2 separate regions of the Homo sapiens genome follow, and region 1 is linked to region 2. A link is a loop called in an ENCODE intact Hi-C map of the cell type or tissue named here. Cell type or tissue: stomach. All regions are shown on one strand. Each heading gives the region's core, and the rest is flanking DNA. Links, peaks and the distances in the headings are about the cores only.

Evidence for each region. A loop is a pair of places that touch in the nucleus more often than their neighbours do. Peaks named below come from ENCODE experiments on the same cell type or tissue, not always from the same donor. Only the 100,000 strongest peaks of a DNase experiment are listed, where the experiment ranks them.
Region 1: it touches region 2 in a loop (2.6-fold over the local background); 69 of 110 quality-filtered maps call a loop at or near these places.

The regions. Positions count from the first base shown.
Region 1 is chr16:71,620,215-71,629,843 of GRCh38, forward strand. MARVELD3 (MARVEL domain containing 3) reads left to right here and starts at 5,970. Exons shown (of 3, transcript NM_052858.6): 1 at 5,970-6,482; 2 at 9,153-9,280. The coding sequence starts at 6,016. It overlaps LOC105371334 (a long non-coding RNA gene), which reads right to left and starts at 1,167. Exons shown (of 3, transcript XR_933717.2): 1 at 1,065-1,167. RefSeq lists a silencer at 6,791-6,840. In stomach, for the core only: no CTCF peak of the experiment used is centred there; DNase peaks (open chromatin) are centred at 5,937 and 6,837; H3K4me3 peaks cover 1,842 bases; H3K27me3 peaks cover 5,534 bases.
Region 2 is chr16:71,408,579-71,418,207 of GRCh38, forward strand. It overlaps LINC02136 (long intergenic non-protein coding RNA 2136), which reads right to left. Exons shown (of 3, transcript NR_146574.1): 2 at 6,287-6,417; 3 at 1,863-1,956. Among named protein-coding and RNA genes, the nearest start is that of LINC02136, 13 kb to the right of the region's middle. RefSeq lists enhancers at 3,444-3,945, 4,019-4,108. In stomach, for the core only: CTCF peaks have their summits at 4,287 (motif pointing right) and 4,491; a DNase peak (open chromatin) is centred at 4,333; H3K27me3 peaks cover 5,838 bases.

The sequences.
Region 1 (9,629 bases), core at 1,077-9,076, 210 kb after region 2:
GATTCAGACTTTGAATGACAAAGACTTCTGACTCTTCCCTAACTTCCATTCTCCCCTGTCCTGGTCCAACTGGGCTGCTCTAAGAATATACCCTAGATGGGTAATTTATAGACAGACTTTTATTTCTCACAGTTCTGGAGGCTGGGAACTCCAAGATCATGGAAATGGCAGATTCAATGACTGGTGAAGGGCTGCATTCTCTCATGGCAGAAGAGACAAATGCTGCATCTTCACACAGTGGAGGGACACAGGAGCTCCTTTCAAACTTTTTAATAAGAGCATGAATCCTATTCACAAGGGCTCTCCCCTCGTGACTTAATCACCTCCTGAAGGCCCCACCTCTTAATACTATCACATTGGCGATTGAGTTTCAACATATGAATTGTAGGGGCACACATTCAGACCATAGCATCCCCCTTACTCTTATAAAAACGCCAAGTTTTTAGCTGGGTATATGGCCACACTTCCCAGCTTCCTTTGCACTTATACATGGTCATGTTACCATCTTGGTCAACAAGAATTGAGAAGAATTAATATCTGCAACTTGTGGGTCTCATTCTTACAGAAGGAAAGCCCTTCCTGGTCCCCTTTCTTCCTCCCTCCCTGCAGACTGTAGTGTAGACATGGTGTTGGCCATCCTGGACCACGTAGATGAGGGCAATATCTAAAGGGTAGCAGAAAAAGAAGCTAGAAGGGGTGTGGACTTCTGACAATGTCACAGAGCAGAGCCACCAGATCAGTCATTTCCAAGAGAGAAATAACTATCTTGTTTAAGATACTTTTATGTTGAGTCTCTAGCCCATCCAGCCAAACTTATAACCTAACTATGACAAGCCTCAAAGGAAAGAGAATCACTCTGCATATGGAAGCAAGCAGAATGCACCTATGCAGGGCTCCAGAATGAGTATTCTCCACTCGAGGGAGCATCCAGGGAAGTGGGAACTTCAGGGGAGAGGTAGGTTAGACCAGGAGGCAAAGCAGTTATGTCAGTCGGTTCTTGCATTGCTTTAAGGAAATACCTGAGGCTGGGTAATTTATAAAGAAAAGAGGCTTAATTGGCTCACGTTTCTACAGGCTCTACAGGAAGTGTGTTGCCAGCATCTGCTTCTTGTGAGGGCCTTCGGAAGCTTCCAGTCATGATGGAAGGTGAAGGGTGAGCAGGCACCTAACATGTCGAGAGAGGGAGCAAGGGTGGGAGGAGATACCACACTCTTTTAAATGACCAGATGGATCTCTTGTGAACACAGAGCAACAACTCACTTATCAACAATGGAATGGTGCTAAGCCATTCATGAGGGATCCGCCCTCATGATCCAATCACCTCCCACCAGGCCCCACCTCCAACACTGGGAATCACATTTCATCCTGAAATTTGGAGGGGACCAACATCCAAACCATATCAGCAATTCAGCGACAAAATGAAGTCACAAAAACTGATAGGTGTATCAGGGTAATTCTTTTTTTTTTTTTTTTTGAGATGGAGTCTCACTCTGTTGCCCAGGCTGGAATGCAGTGGTGCAATCTCTGCTCACTGCAACTTCCGCCTCCCAGGTTCAAGTGATTCTCCTGCCTCAGCCTCCCAAGTATCTGGGATCACAGGCACGCGCCACCACACCTGGCTAAATTTTGTATTTTTAGTAGAGATTTGGTTTCACCATATTGGCCCAGGTTGGTCTCGAACTCCTTACCTCACGTGATCCGCCTGCCTCAGCCTCCCAAAGTGCTAGGATTACAGGCATAAGCCACCATGCCTGGCCTAGGGTAATTCTTCTGATGTCAAAAGAACAGAGAAGGCAGCTTCAAGGGACTCCCACTGGCCAAATTGGGGCAATTTTAAATATCAGAAAAACAAACAGAATTAATGGATTACAATGCATTATTAGGGAAAAAATGAGTCTACAGAGATAATAGTTTGCCTCCATTTTTTATGTCTAACTCCCAACAGCTTTGAAGCCTCATTCTGCTCCTGCCTTTTTATCCCACATGTGGTGAACTAATAAGAAAACCCAGGTATGCCCTTGGCACAGACAGGAAACTGACAAGAACCCTCACCCTAGTGCTACTCTCTAACCACAATAAAACCCCAAAGCCAGTCACCCCTTCCTGCTTTCTCAAACCATTTCAGACCTACTTGGAAACCTGCTCTGCTCTCCCCAGAAAGCCTCATTATGGCACTAATAAATATTTTTATTCCTTCATGGTATGTTTTGGGCATCTGTCTCAGTTTTGGAACCAAATTTTGGGTGTGGTTTTCAAATTGTTTCTGTGGGATGATCAGCTGGATAAGAGGGAAAATTCTTCTTTACAGGAGAATGTCAACAAATTAATAAATTTAGAAGAATTCATAGAATTAGAAACCATGACTTTGCAACTATCATTGCAATAATTGATTCAGGCAAGAAAGGTTGTGGGGAAACACATTGTCTCAAAGTTATTAAATATAAAAGTGGAAGTACTTTTAAAATGGAGAATATAGCAGACACCACCTTGCCCAAGTGATCAATTTGACATCACCAATAATGGGACAAACTGACATCTTGTGCCTCCTGATAGGATGTACCAAGAAGGATACAACATCACCTATTTTAATCTGCCTGCCAAAAATATTGAACATAAATATAATCATAAGGAAACCATAAGACAAGCTCAAAATGAGAGTCAGTCTGAAAAAAAAAAAAATAACTGGACTAAACTCTCCTAAAAAATCAGTGCTGTGTGGCCTGGCACAGTGGTTCATGCCTATAATCCCAGCACTTTGGGAGGCAAAGGTAGGCAGATCACTTAAGCCCAGAGTCCGAGACCAGCCTGACCAACATGGTGAAATCCCATCTCTACTAAAAATACAAAAATTAGCTGGGCGTAGTGGTGCATGCCTGTAATCCCAGCTACTCGGGAGGCTGAGGCAGAGAATAGCTTGAACCCAGGAGGCAGAGGTTGCAGTGAGCTGAGATGGCGCCACTGCACTCCAGCCTGGCAACAGAGCGAGACTCGTCTCAAAAAAAAAAAAAAAAAAAAAAAAAAAAAAAAGTCAATGCTGTGAAAGAGAAAAAAAATGTTGGGAAACTGTTACAGATTGAAGGAGACTTAAGGGAGACTAAACAGACATGATGATGATGATGTGACAATGCATTATTCACATATCATGAATAGTCCTTAATTGAATCCTCAGATTTTAAGTGGGGAGGGAGTACATATAAAGGACATTATTGGAATAATAGGGGAATTGGGTTATAGAGTATATATTCGATAACATAATATCAATGCTAAATTTCTGGATTGTGGTCACTGTAATGTGGCTGTGTAGGAGGAAGTTATTCTTTGGAAAAATATGTTGAAGTATTTAGGGGAAGAGCCATGTGTCTGGAATTTAGCACACATGTTTCATTTTTTAAAGTTTTCATCCATATATAGAGAGATGGAACAAATGTGGCAAAATGATAATAATTTGTGTATAAAGACACAAAACAAAGAGAAATGAAACTAAAAGGCAAGCTGGTTTGAGGGTTTGTTTATTCTGAAAGAGGTCTGCAGAAGTCAAGAGCGAAGGTCGAAGAGAGGAAGGGCTATGCTGTTCCACAAACCATCCTGTGTCTGCTTGTTTACCAGGCTTCCTCTGCATCCATAGTTGTCCCGGGTTCAGAACAGGGCTTTGCTCAATAAAGATTTGTGGAAGGTCCTAGAATTTGGCCCCATCCTCTCCACTCTGGGAAGAAAGGCTTCAGGGGTCACAGTAGCACTTCTGTGGGTTGGAGGTTGATGTCTTGTCACCCCCACCCTCTTCTTTTTCCTTCTACTCACTCATCACTTCTTAATCCTCTTGAGTCTTAGCTCTAAAAGTTAGAATTCCCTAGGGACTCTGCCTAAGGCCTCTTCTCCATTCTACTTTCCTCCTTTCTCTACTCCCACAGAGCATCTCCAGCCCAATCCTCTCCCCATATTTCAGACTCATATATTCAACTGCAACTAGACATCTACACTTGGATGAATTATAGCCATCTCAAATTTACCATGTCCAAAATGGAACTCTCTAATTTCCCCGCAAATCTGGTTCTGTCCAGTCTCCCCCGTCTCAGTGAAAAACCCCACCATTCACCTGGTCACTCCTCCCCTCCCCTCATTTCCCCACATCTGATCCATACTGTAAATTCTTCCCCAAAACTACAACCTGGATCTGTCAACTTGTCACTGTCTCCATGGCCACCGTCACCCTCACCTGGACTCCTTCAGCAGCAGCTTTGTAACTCATCTCTTCCCTCTACTCTGGGCCTCCATCATCCACCCTCCTCACAGAAGCCAGAGTGGTCTTTCAAAAATATCAATCAGAAAGGTTTACTCTCCTCCTCAAAATCTTCAATGTTCTCCCATTGTTTAGAATAAAAATGCACACTGTCGTCTACACCATCTGCCTGGTCCACTTCTCCAGCCTCAATTCATGCCCACCAACTCTACTCCCAGGGACCTCCTTGTCCAGCTCCCGCGTTCCTCAACCTTCTCTCTTTCTGGGACATTTTCTCAGCCTTCTTGTCATCCAGAACTCAATTCAAACGACATCTTCCCAGGTCTATATGAGGAAACCTGCCCTTCCCATTAAACTTTAGACACTGTCTTCTTTGTTTACTACCTGTTTTCCCTTTTCCTGACACACTAGAATGCAATCACCCTGCAAGCAAATTTTCCACTATATCTCCAGTACCTGCTAAAGCAGGTGCTCATACATATTTGCTGAAAGAATTAATTACCAGATGGCAATTGTATATATTTTGTAATATCCTTACTTGGCAGAATTAAAAGCTGCCAATTTTGTGTAAGTCCCCATTTTAAAAAACAGGGCTATTTGTAAGCCCAGGACTATTGTGATAGATGAACTGGCTGCAAGCCCCTTACAACATAGGTGTTATAAGGAAAACAGGAGAAGGGAGAAAGAGGGACAGTGGATGGGTGGAGGGAGAAGTGGAAGGTGGGTGACTGGGTGGATGTGTGGGTAGGTTAGTGGCCAGATGGATGGATGAATGGGTGAGTGGATGAATGGTGGATGGGTGGATGCGTGGGTGGGTGGCTGGATGGGTGAGTGGGTGGATGAATGGGTGGATGGATGGGTGAGTTGGTAGATGGGTGGGTGAGTGGGTGGGTGGATGGGTGGATGAGTGAATGGGTGGGTGGATGGATGGTGGATGGGTGGGTGAGAGTGGATGGTTAGGTGAGTGGGTGGATGGATGGGCAGGTGAGTGGGTGAGTGGGCGGATGGTAGATGGGTGGGTGGATGGGTGGGTGAGTGGGTGGATGGGTGGATGGATGGATGGAGGGTGGGTGGGTGGGCGGATGGGCAGGTGAGTGGGCGGGTAGATGGGTGGTGGATGGGTGGGTGAGTGGGTGGATAGATGGATGGATGGGTGGATGGTTAGATGGGTAGGTGAGTAGGTGGATAGGTGGATAGACGGGTGTATGGATGGGTGAGTGGTTGAATGGGTGGATGGTTGGACGGGTGGGTGAGTGGGTGGATGGGTGGATGGATGGTGGATGGGTGGGTGAGTGGGTGGATGGGTGGGTGAGTGGGTGGATGGGTGGGTGAATGGATGAGCGGGTAGTGGGTGATTGGGTGAATGAATGAGTGTCTGGCTGAGTGAGTGAGAGGATGGGTACCTCTGGGAAGGTAAATCCAAGTTGCAGTGTAAGTTGAGCCAGGGGAGGTGGCCACAGTTGGCTCCCTTAGGCCGCCCACCTCGTGGGGTCACCAAGGGGTTACTTCGGGGCAGAAAGGTGCGGCTGTGGGTCGCCCCGCCCGGGTTTCCAGCAGCAGCACCCCAGCCCCCACCCAGCACACAGGCACCCCTCCCGCCCGGGCCCCAGACGCGCTCAGGCCGCCCCCTGAGGGCGCCCGTTCTCAGGTGAGCTCCCGGACTAGCGCGCATGCGCACAGGTGAGTGCCCGCCCCGCCCCCGGGCTTGGCCACCTGCCCAAGAAACTTGTTGGTTGTTGCCCTCAGGTCGCTCCCGGGCGGGGACACGGAACCCGGCCATGGAAGATCCGTCGGGGGCTCGCGAGCCCCGGGCCCGGCCGAGAGAGCGGGACCCGGGACGGCGCCCCCACCCAGACCAAGGCCGCACCCACGATCGACCGCGGGACCGACCCGGGGACCCGCGCAGGAAGCGAAGCAGCGACGGGAACCGGCGAAGGGACGGGGACCGGGACCCGGAGAGAGACCAGGAGAGGGACGGGAACCGCGACCGGAACCGGGACCGGGAGAGGGAGAGAGAGAGGGAAAGAGACCCGGACCGAGGCCCCCGCCGGGACACACACAGGGACGCGGGCCCTCGCGCAGGTGAACACGGAGTTTGGGAAAAACCGCGCCAAAGCCGGACGCGGGACGGAGCCCGGGGACTGACCTGGGACGCAGCCGCGCCTCCTGGGCCCGCGCCCTGGGAAGCCCCGGAGCCGCCGCAGCCGCAGAGGAAGGGAGACCCCGGGCGCCGCAGACCCGAAAGGTGAGAGGGGCCGGGGCGCTGCGACCTCCGCGCCGGGGACACCTGTGGCCCAGGCCGGCCCGCGAGGCCCTGGCGTCCCCGGGTTCTCGTCCTAGGAGCCCGTTTAAATGAACAAATGCCGTTTCTCCCTTCTGCGCTCTCAGAGGCGACCTGGCAGGGAAGGAAAACTTTAGGGTTCCCCCTTCTCGTGGCCTGAACCCAACTAACAAAGCAAAAACCACCCCTGTGAGCAGTGGCTGGGCTGGAGGACCTGGAGAAGAGAAAGAGAGGCCCCGGGACCCGAGAGGGAGGGGTGGGAGGAGACCAGGCGGGTGGGGTTCACCCCAGGCTCCTCCCCGGCCCGGCCCGCATGGTCACAGGACTGCGCCTTGGGGTTCAGACCCTTGTCCCGTGTTCCAGAGCCAGCCCTTCCCGACTCCAAAGTCCCCTTCCTTGTGGCCGGGCCGCCCACTTGGGAAGCCCGATGAAGAGTTAATAGTTTAATGTGTTACCCCTCCCAGGAATAGGTGCCTTCAGAAACAGGTGGGCCGGCGCGGTGGCTCATGCCTGTAATCCCAACACTTTGGGAGGCCGAGGCGGGCGGATCACCTGAGGCCAGGAGTTCGAGACCAGCCTGGCCAACATGGTGAAACCCCGTCTTTACTAAAAATACAAAAACTTAGCCAGGCGTGATGGCAGATGCCTGTAATCCCAGCTACTTGGGAGGCTGAGGAGGGAGAATCGCTTGAACCCGGGAGGCGGAGGTTGCAGTGAGCCGAGATCGCACCACTGCACTCCAGCCTGGGCGACAAAGCGAGACTCCGTCTCAAAAAAAAAAAAAAAAGTCAGATGGGAGACGCTACATTTTTAACCAAAGAACAAAGTCTACGTAAAATTCTCCCACTGAAGGGTACAGGTTTGTTTTCCCTTTTGCCAGTGAGGTCTCTCTAGGCAGCGTCATTCGAATCCCACGGCTGCTTGAGACCGCACCCTCCTAATGAAAAAACTTTGCCATCTCTGCCTTGCACAGAATTCCCATAGGCCCCTTGTAAGGAGAAAGGTTCAGGGTGTACTGGAAGACTCTGTGAGCTAGGGGAGGGTGGGGGGGGAAGGGAAGACAAGAGGGGACCTGGTCCCCACACCGCCTCCTAGGGACCTGGTGTTTTTTCCATCCATTGAATACCCAGATAATGTGCCCCACACGGTGAACTGTGAGCAGATGGGATATCTCCCCTGCCAGCTCCAACAGGAGACAGGTCCGAGGTGACGACTGCTTCTGGTTTTTGACACCTGGCCTCTCCTCTAGGGAGGAGTCAGGCTCCCCTCTCCCAGGGACTTGGAGGCTGAGTCCAGTCTGTCTCCCTGCTATGTCCACACAGCGGGAGAGCTCCTATCCTGAGTTTATGTTACATTATCTAAAACTAACTAGCATAACAAAGGGTGCGCCCAGATACAGTCAAAGCTTCGCCCAGGGAAACAGCTGTTGTTTCCCTGACTAAAGCCCATTGCACTTGCAACTGCAGGACCTGGGAGAATTCAGAGCTGCATTTTTAGGTTTCTTTAAAAACCACTGTCCGAGCCGGACGCGGTGGCTCACACCTGTAATCCCAGAACTTTGGGAGGCCGAAGCGGGCAGATCATTGGAGGTAAGGAGTTCGAGACCAGCCTGGCCAACACTGCGAAACCCCATCTCTACTAAACATACAAAAAAATTAGCAGAGCGCGGTGGCGCACGCCTGTAATCTCAGCTACTCGGGAGGCTGAGGTGGGAGGACTGCTTGAACCTGGGAGGCGGAGGTTGCAGTGAGCTGAGATCTCGACACTGCACTCCAGCCTGGGTGACAGAGTGAGACTCCATCTCAAAACAAAAAAAAAAAAAGGAAGACTGAGGAGGAAGAGGAAAGGTGTCCCAAGGAGAAGAATAGCTTCTGTAGTAACCCAGAGGCATGGAAAAGCAGTCATCTTTTGAGGGGAAGGGGGTAGTTCAGTATGGCTGGGTCTGCGAGCATGAGGTTGTGAGTGTAGAGAGATGAACAGGGGCCTCCTGTGCATGCTAAAAGTTTGAAAAATTTCAAACCTAAGAGAGACATGATGTTCTAGAAAGACTGTGGGAGCCTGGCAAGTAGAATGCAGCCCCCTGTTGAATCTTGGACAAAGCCCAGGATGTGCTGCATAAAGCAAGGAGAGAAGGGACAGAAAATGCTAGGGCTGCCAGAGGAGGAAATGATGTGATGATGTCAAAATCCGTGGTCTGCAGCTCCCATGCTCCTGGAGAGTTATTGCTGACTCAACACTTTCCAAAGTAACAAAGGGAGGAAGAGAATGCCTGCCTGGGCATCAGAGTCATGTGAATGCAAACTGGTTTTGAAGAGGCCTGGTGCATGCTGAACTGAGAACTTGCACTCACAGGAAGGCAGCTCGCAGCTACCTGGTGAGACAGCTCCCAGGGGCAGACAAACCATCAGCGGTACCAATCACAGCATCTGTCACGTGGTTAGTGGAGCTGGGCCAAGTATTTGGATGTCCCGTGGGGCCACTAAACCAGAGAATTCTCTGGAGTTTAAAATACCGGGACAAATTCTATTTCTGTTCTGCTAATATTTGGGCCCAGCACGAGGAGTCAAGAGTTCTAATCCTGAACGCTATTGAATGAGACACCCCCTAATGACCATGTATGCTTTTTGGTTATAGTGAACCCCCTTCGGAGAGATATCTGCCCTCGACCCCCAGGCCTGGACGAGAGGAGGTGGAATATTACCAGTCAGAGGCGGAAGGACTCCTGGAATGCCACAAATGCAAATACTTGTGCACTGGGAGAGGTGAGCCGTTTTGCAGGCTGTTTGATCATTTACTGTCACTGGTGGTTCTGGAAGGGATGGTCTGAGCTGGTGAAGCAAAAATTTAAGCAGATTCCCTTGTGGGTTCCTAGCATTTTCATTTCTGTACTTGTGAGGTTCTTGTTTTCTTAAAAAAAAAAAAAAAAAAAAAGGAGGAACGTCTCAAAAGTGCTGCTAGATTTCCTGTGCTTCTCCTTAAACATGCCCTGGGTTTGCAAAGGCAAGCAGCCATGTTTGCAGCTTTCAGACTCCAGGTGGAAGTGCAGAGGCCTGTAGGTGGAACTGGCTATGAGCTGCCAGCTGTCAGAGGAGGGATCTTCTGGCGAGGCAG
Region 2 (9,629 bases), core at 1,156-9,155:
TCCACTAGGAACATCACAAAGCAGCAGTTCTCAGTTGGGGGCAATTTTGTCCCACTCTCACCTCCCCAAAGACATTGAGCAATGTCTGAAGACATTTTTTATTGGTGAAACGAGGTGGGGATGGGGTGGAGGGTGCTACTGGTATCTAGTGGGTAGAGCCAGAGATGCTGCTAATCACCCTGCAATGCACAAGTCAGTCCACAACAACAAGGAATGATTTGGCCCCACATGGCAAGATTCCCCAGGTTGGGAAACTCTGGTATAAAATAAAGGCACCTGAAACACGCCCCTGACCCCAACCCCAGGCATCCAGTCTTTATGTCATGATCCCTCTGAACATCTTAGTTAAGCTATTGCCTTTGCTCCTAAGGGAAAAAAAAATATTTATACATGCATACACAGAAACAAAGCTTTGCAATTTTGGGGGGCAAGGTGACAGAGCAGGGGCCTTGCCATTGTGGACAAGCACCTTATTTTAAAATTCATCTTAATCAAAAACCGCCTAAAGCCAAAAGGCATCAGCCTAATGGCTAAGGTCGGCATGACCAGAAACTACAAATAACATCTCCGACCAGAAACATTCCAAACTCCTCCCCAACCAGAGACATGCTAGCCCCAAGATAACCCCCCTCTGGCTGGGAAGATGCCAGCCCCAAGATAACTAACCTCCCTCCTGCCGGAAAGACGTCAGCCCCAAGATAACCTCCTCTCTGCCCAGAAACATTCCGACCCGGCTATAGACTTCTCCCTGACCCAAAAACATTCCAAGCTTGTGATAAGACCCTCACCCTAAAACCAATATATACTTTTAGTCTGTAACAGAAAGCGCCCCTGACCAAAATCGGCCAGAAGCCCCTCCAGGTTTTATCTAAAGTAAACCTGTCTTTAAAAATTTCATGTTTTTTTCCTCTTTCTTTAACTCTTACACAAGTGTTCATCAATCCCTGATGCCCATTCAGGAACACTCCTCAATCCCAGACACCCAAAGATACTGAAGTCAGGTTCTTTTCCTTTTTCTTTTTTTTTTGTCTCGCTCTGTCACTCAGGCTGGAGAGCGGTGGCGTGATCTCAGCTCACTGCAATCTCACCTCCTGGGTTCAAGCGATTCTCCTGCTTCAGCCTCCCGAGTAGCTGGGACTACAGGTCTCCATCTCCTGACCTCGTGATCCACCCGCCTTGGCCTCCCAAAGTGCTGGGATTACAGGTGTGAGCCATTGTGCCCAGCTGAGGTCAGGTACTCTTTTTAGCGAGTATTCCCATTTTAAAAAATCTTTTTAAATAAAAAGAACCTGGCTCCAAAAAAACCATTTGCATGTATGATACCTCATTGAAACCTCAGAGCCATCCAACCGGGTCAGGTCTACCCGAATTGCCATGGACAGAGAACAAGACTGGGGCACCGAGAGGTTTAGATGACTTTTCTGTGGTGACACAGCCAGTGAGTGGCAGAGACACAGGAATGCCACCCCACCCCTGCTCTGGCCACCACCGGCACTCCAGGTTCTGACACCCCATGCCGTGGAATCGCACGGTGGGATCCCAGCTGACCCAGGGTGCTCCGTCTCCACCCTGGCTTTCCATCTGGCCCACACAGGTGAAGTGCAAAGGCTGATCTCAGAGAAACCATCAGAGGTACTATCACACTGCCTCATCAGTGACAGTCACTCTCCTGGCCAGGTGCATGGGCGTGGATGTGGATCACATCAGGTGTGGAACAGAGGCAGCGCACTCCTCGAGCCCCAGGTGTTTGTGGGAAGCCAACCATACCCTGAATCTCTCCTAGGTACAGGTAGGCCCAGGTGCAGCTCTGACAGGCTCGCCACTCCCGGGCAGGAAACCTCCCAGCCTCAGTCAGCTCCTCTTAATCAGCCCCTCTTCATCTCCAACCAGGATCACCAGTCTGCCAGGCCCCTTCCTGTGCTCCTCAGGAGGCCAGCAGTCTGCCAATATCTGGAACTTAATGAAATGAGAGTAAAAGTGAATCCCTGAGGTTGCCTTATTTTTCCTCCATTGAACCTCTTTCCAGTTCCCTCAGTCTCTCTCTGCCTTTGTTTTATAGTAAGAGGCTACATTTGGACCAGGTGAGCTACTGGTCACGCAGGAGTCGATCTTGCTGTCCTCCTCTGGCTGGACACTATGGCCTGGAACTGACTTCCAGCTCAGGAGTTTGAGCCCAGGAAGCTTATCCTCTGTTTTCACATGCTAGTAGTCACCCTTTTGGTCTGATTGCTGTTGAAAACCACGCAATACAACACCTGCAACTCTGTCGGAAGCCTGTGACAATCAAACTGCATTCACCCAGACTGTGTTCAGAGGCGCATATGTCTTAGAGTTTGCAAATGCATATATTCAAGTCTAAAATCTGTGTTTCAGAAAGCAACAGCCAACCAGATTTAGCAAGTCCCACCCATTTGCCGTAGGTACACCAGACCAATTTTTTAAATGAGTAAAACATTTTTTTTTTTTTTGAGACTGAGTCTCACTCCATCGCCCAGGCTGGAATGCAGTGGCACGATCTCAGCTCACTGCAACCTCTGCCTCCTGGGTTCAAGCGATTCTCGTACCTCAGCCTCCCAAGTAGCTAGAATTACAGCATGTGCCGCCATGCCCAGCTAATTTTTGTAGTTTTAGTAGAGATGGGGTTTCACTATGTTGGCTAGGCTGGTTTCAAACTCCTGACCTCGGCCTCCCAAAGTGCTGGGATTACAGGCATGAGCCACCATGTCCAGCCAAAACATTATTTTAAAGCTAAGCTCCCCACCCTCTTGCTATTCCTTTGGTTCCCCTCTCTCCCCGGGACAAACCCCATTCAACTCTAACATGCATCCCATCTCTGGATATTTCTCACTGTTACAAGGCAGTCATGTAGCCAGGACCACCGTGTCCTGATGTCTAGTGTGTTTGACAACTAACAGAAAAGGGATTTGGCGTTTTTATTTTATTTTGAGACTGAATCTCACTCTATCACCCAGGCGCAATCTTGGCTCACTGCAACCTCCACCTCCCAGAGGCTCAAGTGATTCTCCTGCCTCAGCCTCCCAAGTAGCTGGGATTCTAGGCATGCACCACCACATCCAGCTAATTTTTTGTATTTTTAGTAGAGAAGGAGTTTCACTGTGTTGGCCAGGCTGATCTCGAACTCCTGACCTCAAGTGATCCTCCCACCTCGGCCTCCCAAAGTGCTGGGATTACAGGCATGAACCATGGCGCCCGGCTGGAAAAGAGATCATCCTGTCCACAGCTGGGCCCTATTCGGGATCATCTCTTAGGAGGGCCCTAGCTCCTTTCCTGGACTGTATCTTGTCCCCATGATTGAACAAGGGTGGCTTTCAGGAAGAGGATGGGGAAAGTCCAGCCCAGAACCAGGCCCTACAGCAGAAGGCAAAAAAAAAAAAAAAAAAAAAAAAAAAAAGGTGATTCCCTTGACTCTGGCCCCCTAAGGGCAATGTGAGCCCCCCAAAACCATGAGTCCAACTCCCTGTTGTCTGGGGAGCAGCACCACAGCCCAGGATGGCTTGGGGGATGCATTGGATGAGGGAGAAGCAGGCCCACAAAGGGGAGATGAATGTGTCAAGATCACACAGCCAGGCAGGGCACAGTAGGGACTAGACCTGTGCTCAAGGTACTGGGCCATTTTGCATTTCTGAATGGGCAGCAGCATCAGAACCTTCATACTCCTCATACCACTGACGGCAGGCTCTGTGCATGGGGATATCCTTGACCCTGCACCTGGCACAGAGGGAAGCCAGCCAGCTGCGGACAGTCACGCCCTGGGGCTCTGAGCTGCTCCACTGCACCTGGGGCATCCTGCACCGGGGTGGACAGTTCCCAGTCAAGACGACGAAGACTAGGAGACCCGACCTGGGAACTCTACGTGGCGCCAGAGTGCCCCCTGCTGGCTGACCGCCAAGCAACCCAAACCTCACGTCTGCATCTAAGACTTCTCTTGACTCCCGCCCAGGAGAGCTGAGGGTTGGGTTCAGCGCCCACCTTCTCCTAGGAAGTTTCTCCTGGACCTGCTCTATCCAACCTCTATCTCAGCTGCCGACTACAGGGCCCCCTGCTGTTTCCAGTTCCTGGCCCACCCAGAGTTTTTCCTACTCATGTGGGCTACCCCCAGGACACTGGGAGCGAGGCCCTTGTTTAAGGAATCGTCTTCAGCATCACGGCAGAGGAGGAGCCCACCCATGTCAGGGTGAGTGCTGGGGTCTCAGGGAAGCCCGTCCACCATGGGCAGCGACATTATTTTCCCAATTGTTCTGCGATTCCCATCTCTCTTGGGAACAGGGCTTGCGCTCTGACTGTGAGTGAACAAGATGACCACAAGGGGGCAGCAGAGACAAAAAGCTTCGCCTGAAAACCATTTGCTAAAGTTCTCCACCCACGAGGTAAATCAGTTCCCAGTCCTGGCTGCACACTGGATTCACCTGGTGAGCTTTAAACACTACCGATGCCAAGTTCCCACCCCTACAAATGCTGAGTTAATGGCCCTGGGGTGCCATCCTAACATCTTTTTACAATCTCCCAAGGGAAACTTTAATTTAAAATGCAGAAGGCAGTGGAGGAGGGAAAGAGCGACCTTTCAGGCCATTCTTCTATCGGGCTAGGGCTGAGGATCACTGGGTTAGACCCTTGTTAATGCAAAGCGTGGCTCACGGACCACCAGCATCAAGGTCACCTGGGAGCTTGTTAGAAATAAGGACCTGCCCCAAACCTACTGAGTCAGAATCTGCAATTTAACAGATTCTCCAGAGAATTCATCTGCATATTAAAAGTCTAAGAAACTTACGGTCCTCTTTACCAAAAAGGCACTAGGGAGGTCCTGGTCCAATGCCATATGTACAGTCTGTGGATGCACAGATTAAAGCCCCGAGGCAGGAGTCCCTTTGCCCAAGGTCATTGGCCATGTATTCAGTGGGATGGCACAAACCTGAAGGCCCTGACTCCAGGACCAGTGCACCTTCTCCCACAGCACCCTGCTCCTCCAACCCAGAGGTGGGCCTGGGCACAAGAGGGCAGGAAATGGTGGCAGGAGTTTGGTGGGGTCTTTGAATTTCCCTGTTAGCACGTGTCCTGTGGGGATCCCAGGGATAGCTAAGATACCATCCCTGGCTCAAGGAACTTCTATCCTCATATCTAACTCTGGACAGACGCACTTGGTATCAGTCAAACACAACCTCTTACCTTGAGTCACGTACTAGAACCATCTCTAAATCTAGCAAAACAGAGGAGGGAGAAAAAGACTAGTTTGGATACGTAGCCTGGAAAGGTTTCCTGCAGTCCAGGCAGTGCAGGAGGAGGGTGGGTTAGGTTTCAGGGGCCAGTGGAGGAGGGGGCTGCATTTCAGACCAAAAGACCAAGATGAATGAAGGGTATAGATATACAGGAAAGGATCCACATGACCAGGGCATAGGTAAGGGCTGGGAAGTTGTGGGAGATAAAGCTGGGATGGGACAGGGGCTCGCGGCACAGACCAGACCCTAAAAGCAGGCAGAGCACTTGGCCAGGTAGAACCAATTCAGACCCTGGGCTGGAGGCCACAGAGAGCCATGGAAAGTGTTTGAGCCAGGAGAGGAGTCTGGGCCTTGGAAAGACCTTCCAGCATCAGTCCTGTCAGGTTTTGGAGATGATGCAATGAAGAGAGAGGCTACAGGAACCCTCATCCTGAGAGCTCACTGAGTACACGGATCAAGGCTCATTCATCTCAAGGTCACCAGCATTTGCCAGAGTATTAGCCCCTGGAAGGTGACCTGCAAACAACCATCTCTAAGGGAGACCAGCCTTTAACCCAAGGATGATTTCATTCTTAAGGTCCAGGCTGGGCACGGTGGCTCACGCCTGGAATCCCAACAGTTTGGGAGGCCGAGGCAGGCGGATCACTTGAGACCAGGGGTTTGAGACCAGCCTGGGCAACCTAGTGAAACCCTATCTCCACACACACAAATATATATATATATATATATATATATATATCCGAGTGTGGTGGCACATGCCTGTACTCACAGATACTTGGGGGGCTGAGGTAGAAAGATTGCTTGAGCCTGGAAGGCGGAGGTTGCAGTAAGTCAGGATCGTGCCACTGCACTTTGGGCTGTGTGACAGAGCAAGACCTCATCTCAAAAAAAGTAAAATAATTAATAAATAAATAAAACTTAAGGTCCAGAACAGGAAACGTAGGTCATACTCTTGGGACCTTGAGCTTGTTACACTGTGGGGTGGGGATGACCATAGAAATTCCCTTGTGAGATTACAGTGAGACTCACCTGTGATAATGCGTGTTACCTACCTGGCATCTAGGTGAGGCTCAATGTCATGGCAACTCCATTCTACCTGCTTTTCCCAGGGCTTCTGTGACTTTGCACCATCGTAGTAGTCTCTGGAGCCCCTTGAGATTTCCCTTCAATCTCTTCTTGCCTCCTAATTAACAGCAGCATTTATTGAATGCTTTGACCATATTAAAACACTTTGCATATGTGAACTCGTTTGGTCCTACAGTCATGCCTTGATTCATTCTCTAAATTTTTATTTATTTATTTATTTTTTGAGACAGAGTTTTGCTCTTGTTACCCAGGCTGGAGTGCAGTGGCATGATCTTGGCTCACTGCAACCTCCCCACCTTCTGGTTTCAAGCGATTCTCCTGCCTCAGCCTCCCAAGGATTACAGGCGCCCGCCACCATGCCTGGCTAATTTTTGTATTTTTAGTAGAGATGGGGTTTCACCACATTGGCCAGGCTGGTCTCAAACTCCTGACCTCATGATCCACCCGCCTTGGCCTCCCAAAATGCTGGGATTATAGGTGTGAGCCACCGCACCCGGCCCCATTCCCCAATTGAAAGATGAGAAAACTCAAGGGCAGAGCTGGCACATGAGCATAACAGGGACTTGAATCTGATTACTGGCTCAAGCACCCCTCTCCTAACTACTCTTTCTCATGGCCTCCAATGTGTGACTGACCAAGACTCTCCCCTGGCCACTCCATGACCCTCAGGCCACGATCTCCCTCCATAACTCCTTCTCTGACAGTTGAGGGGGCAAATCTCAAGTCTTTGTTCTGAGCCTTGGTCTTCTCCTTTGACCAACATAACCACATGTCCAGAGACCAGTGGGCTAGATCCACATGGACATCTGTCTTCACCTGAAACCCAACCAGCCCCAACTCTAGTCTGAGCCTTGGGCAGCTTGCCCTTGGTCCCTCCACTACAGTACTGAGTTCATTCTCTCCGGAAGTCTAGTTCATCAAGGCCCTGCTGGTTTCCACCCAGGACTGTGGGATCCTGGAGGACAGGCATCTGTCCTCAGGTGCCTCTCACAGCCCCAAGCACAGTAAGTGCTGGACTTACCTCTTCTCTAGCCAGCATCCCTCCCAATTCACCTATTTCAGCTCACAGTGCTACCCTCCATCCCTTGACCCATCCCTCTCCAACAGCTGCCTCATCCCCCAATGGTCCTCTCTGCTCAGAACCACTTTCACCTGCCTCTTAGATTGTTCACTCCCTGACATTCCACCCCACCAACTGCTCCTCCCTGCCCTCCAGCAGGCTCAGGTGAAATCCAACCCCACCCGTTTTTATTTATTTTTTGAGACAGGGTCTCCCTCTGTCATCCAGGCTGGAGTGCAGTGGCACGATCATGGCTCACTACAGCCTCAACCTCCCTGGGTCAAGTGATCCTCCCACCTCACCCCCCCACAAGTAGCTGGAACTAGAGACACGCACTACCACACCTGGCTAGTTTTTTAATTTTTTGTAGAGATGCGGTCTTATCATGTTGCCCAGGCTGGTCTCAAACTCCTGGGCTCAAGTGATCCTCCTGGTTCAGCTTCCAAAGTGCTTGGATTATAGGCATGAGCCACCGCACCCAGCCTACCCCTTGAAATTTAACCATACTCTGTCCCCATTCAAGTTAGTTTCTGTGACTTTCCCAGTGAACTGGAAACTCCTTGGGGGAAGGAACTGTGTCTACTTATTTTTGTCCCCACAACACTGTCCCAGTAACTGGCATATGTTTGAGGACCATTTTAATGTGTGTGTGAATTGTCCAAGTCTTTTCTCTTTTTTCTGTGGAGTATTTCATCCTCTGTCCCTCAATTTTTAAGAGTTCTGTATATATAAGGGAGATTAGCCCTTTGTCTGTGGTATGTGTTACAAATATTTTCTCTCAATTTTTCAGTTACTTTGGTTTCTGTGGTTTGGGTTTTTTGTTTTGTCTGGTTTGGTTTGGTTTGGTTTGCCATGTCCAATTTGCCAGAATTTTATTTCATTGCTTCTGGATTCTGAGTGATGCTTTCAAATCCTTTCCTTACACTGAGGTTAAGAGGAATTCACCCACGGACTTTTTCCCCCTAGTACTTACATGTTTTCATTTTTTACACTTAAATTCATGATCCATTTGAGTTTATTCTTATATATGCTGTGAACAATAGATCTAATTTTATCTTTTTTTAAAAAAAAAAAGACTACCCCATTATCCCAGTACCATTTATTAAAAAGTCTGGGCCAAGCACAGTGGCTCATGTCTGTAATCCCAGCACTTTGGAAGGTCAAGATGAGTGAATCACTTGAGGTCAGGAGTTTCAGACCAGCCTGGCCAACATGGGGAAACCCCATCTCTACCAGAATAAATAAATAAATAATACAAAAATTAGCCAGGTATGGTGGTGCACACCTGTAATCCCAGCTACTTGGGAGGATGCGGCACAAGAATCGCTTAAGCCCAGGAGGTGGAGGTTTCAGTGAGCTGAGATCGTGCCACTGCACTCCAGTCTGGATGACAGAGCAAGACTCCATCTCAAAAAATAAATAAATAAATAAATAAATAGTCTATCATTGCCTCTGAGATTTCACATGCCACCTTTATCATATACTAAATTCCCATTCGTACTTAGGTCTGTTCTGTACTTTCTATTCTATTCCATTGGTCTGTCTGTCTGTTCATGTGGTCAATGCCACACTGTTCTAATTACAGAGGCTTTATAGTTTGTTTTAACAGCCCATAGGGTGAGGCCCCCATTTTGGTCAGTTTTTCCCTGGCTATTTCAGCATGTTTATTTTCCATAGAAACTTTAGTATCAGCTTATCAACTCCATGAAACAAAGCTTATTGGTATTTTTATAGGAATGGCATTCAATTTATAAGTCAACTTGGGGGGAAAAGGGCATCTTGATGTTGAGTTATGATAGCCAAAAACAAGGGATGTCTTCCCACTCCACGTGCTTTAGTGTTTTCCAGAAGTGTTGTAAAATTTTCCCTTTATAGATTTTGCACATTTCTTATTAAGTTTATCCCTAAGTATTTAATCATCTTTGTTGCTACTATATGTAGTAGGGTGCTGCAGGGACCACAGCCTTTGCCACTTCCCTCTGGAGGCTGCAGCTCACCCGGAAAAAGGCTAGGGACACAGGAGACCCCCACTTCAGACTCCTCTCCTGCAGCTGCTGCCCCTCAGGCCAAGGAACAGCCCTCTCTGTTGGAAGGGAGCCCCCAGAACAGAGGCCATCCAAACCTGAGGCAGAGGGGGACCATATCCTCCTCACCAATCTAAGAGGCTTCCCCAAAGACCTCACCCCCAGCTTTTGCAGACCCAGCCTAGTGCCTGGGCTTCAGCTGAGAGGCTGGGGGGATGTTTTCCT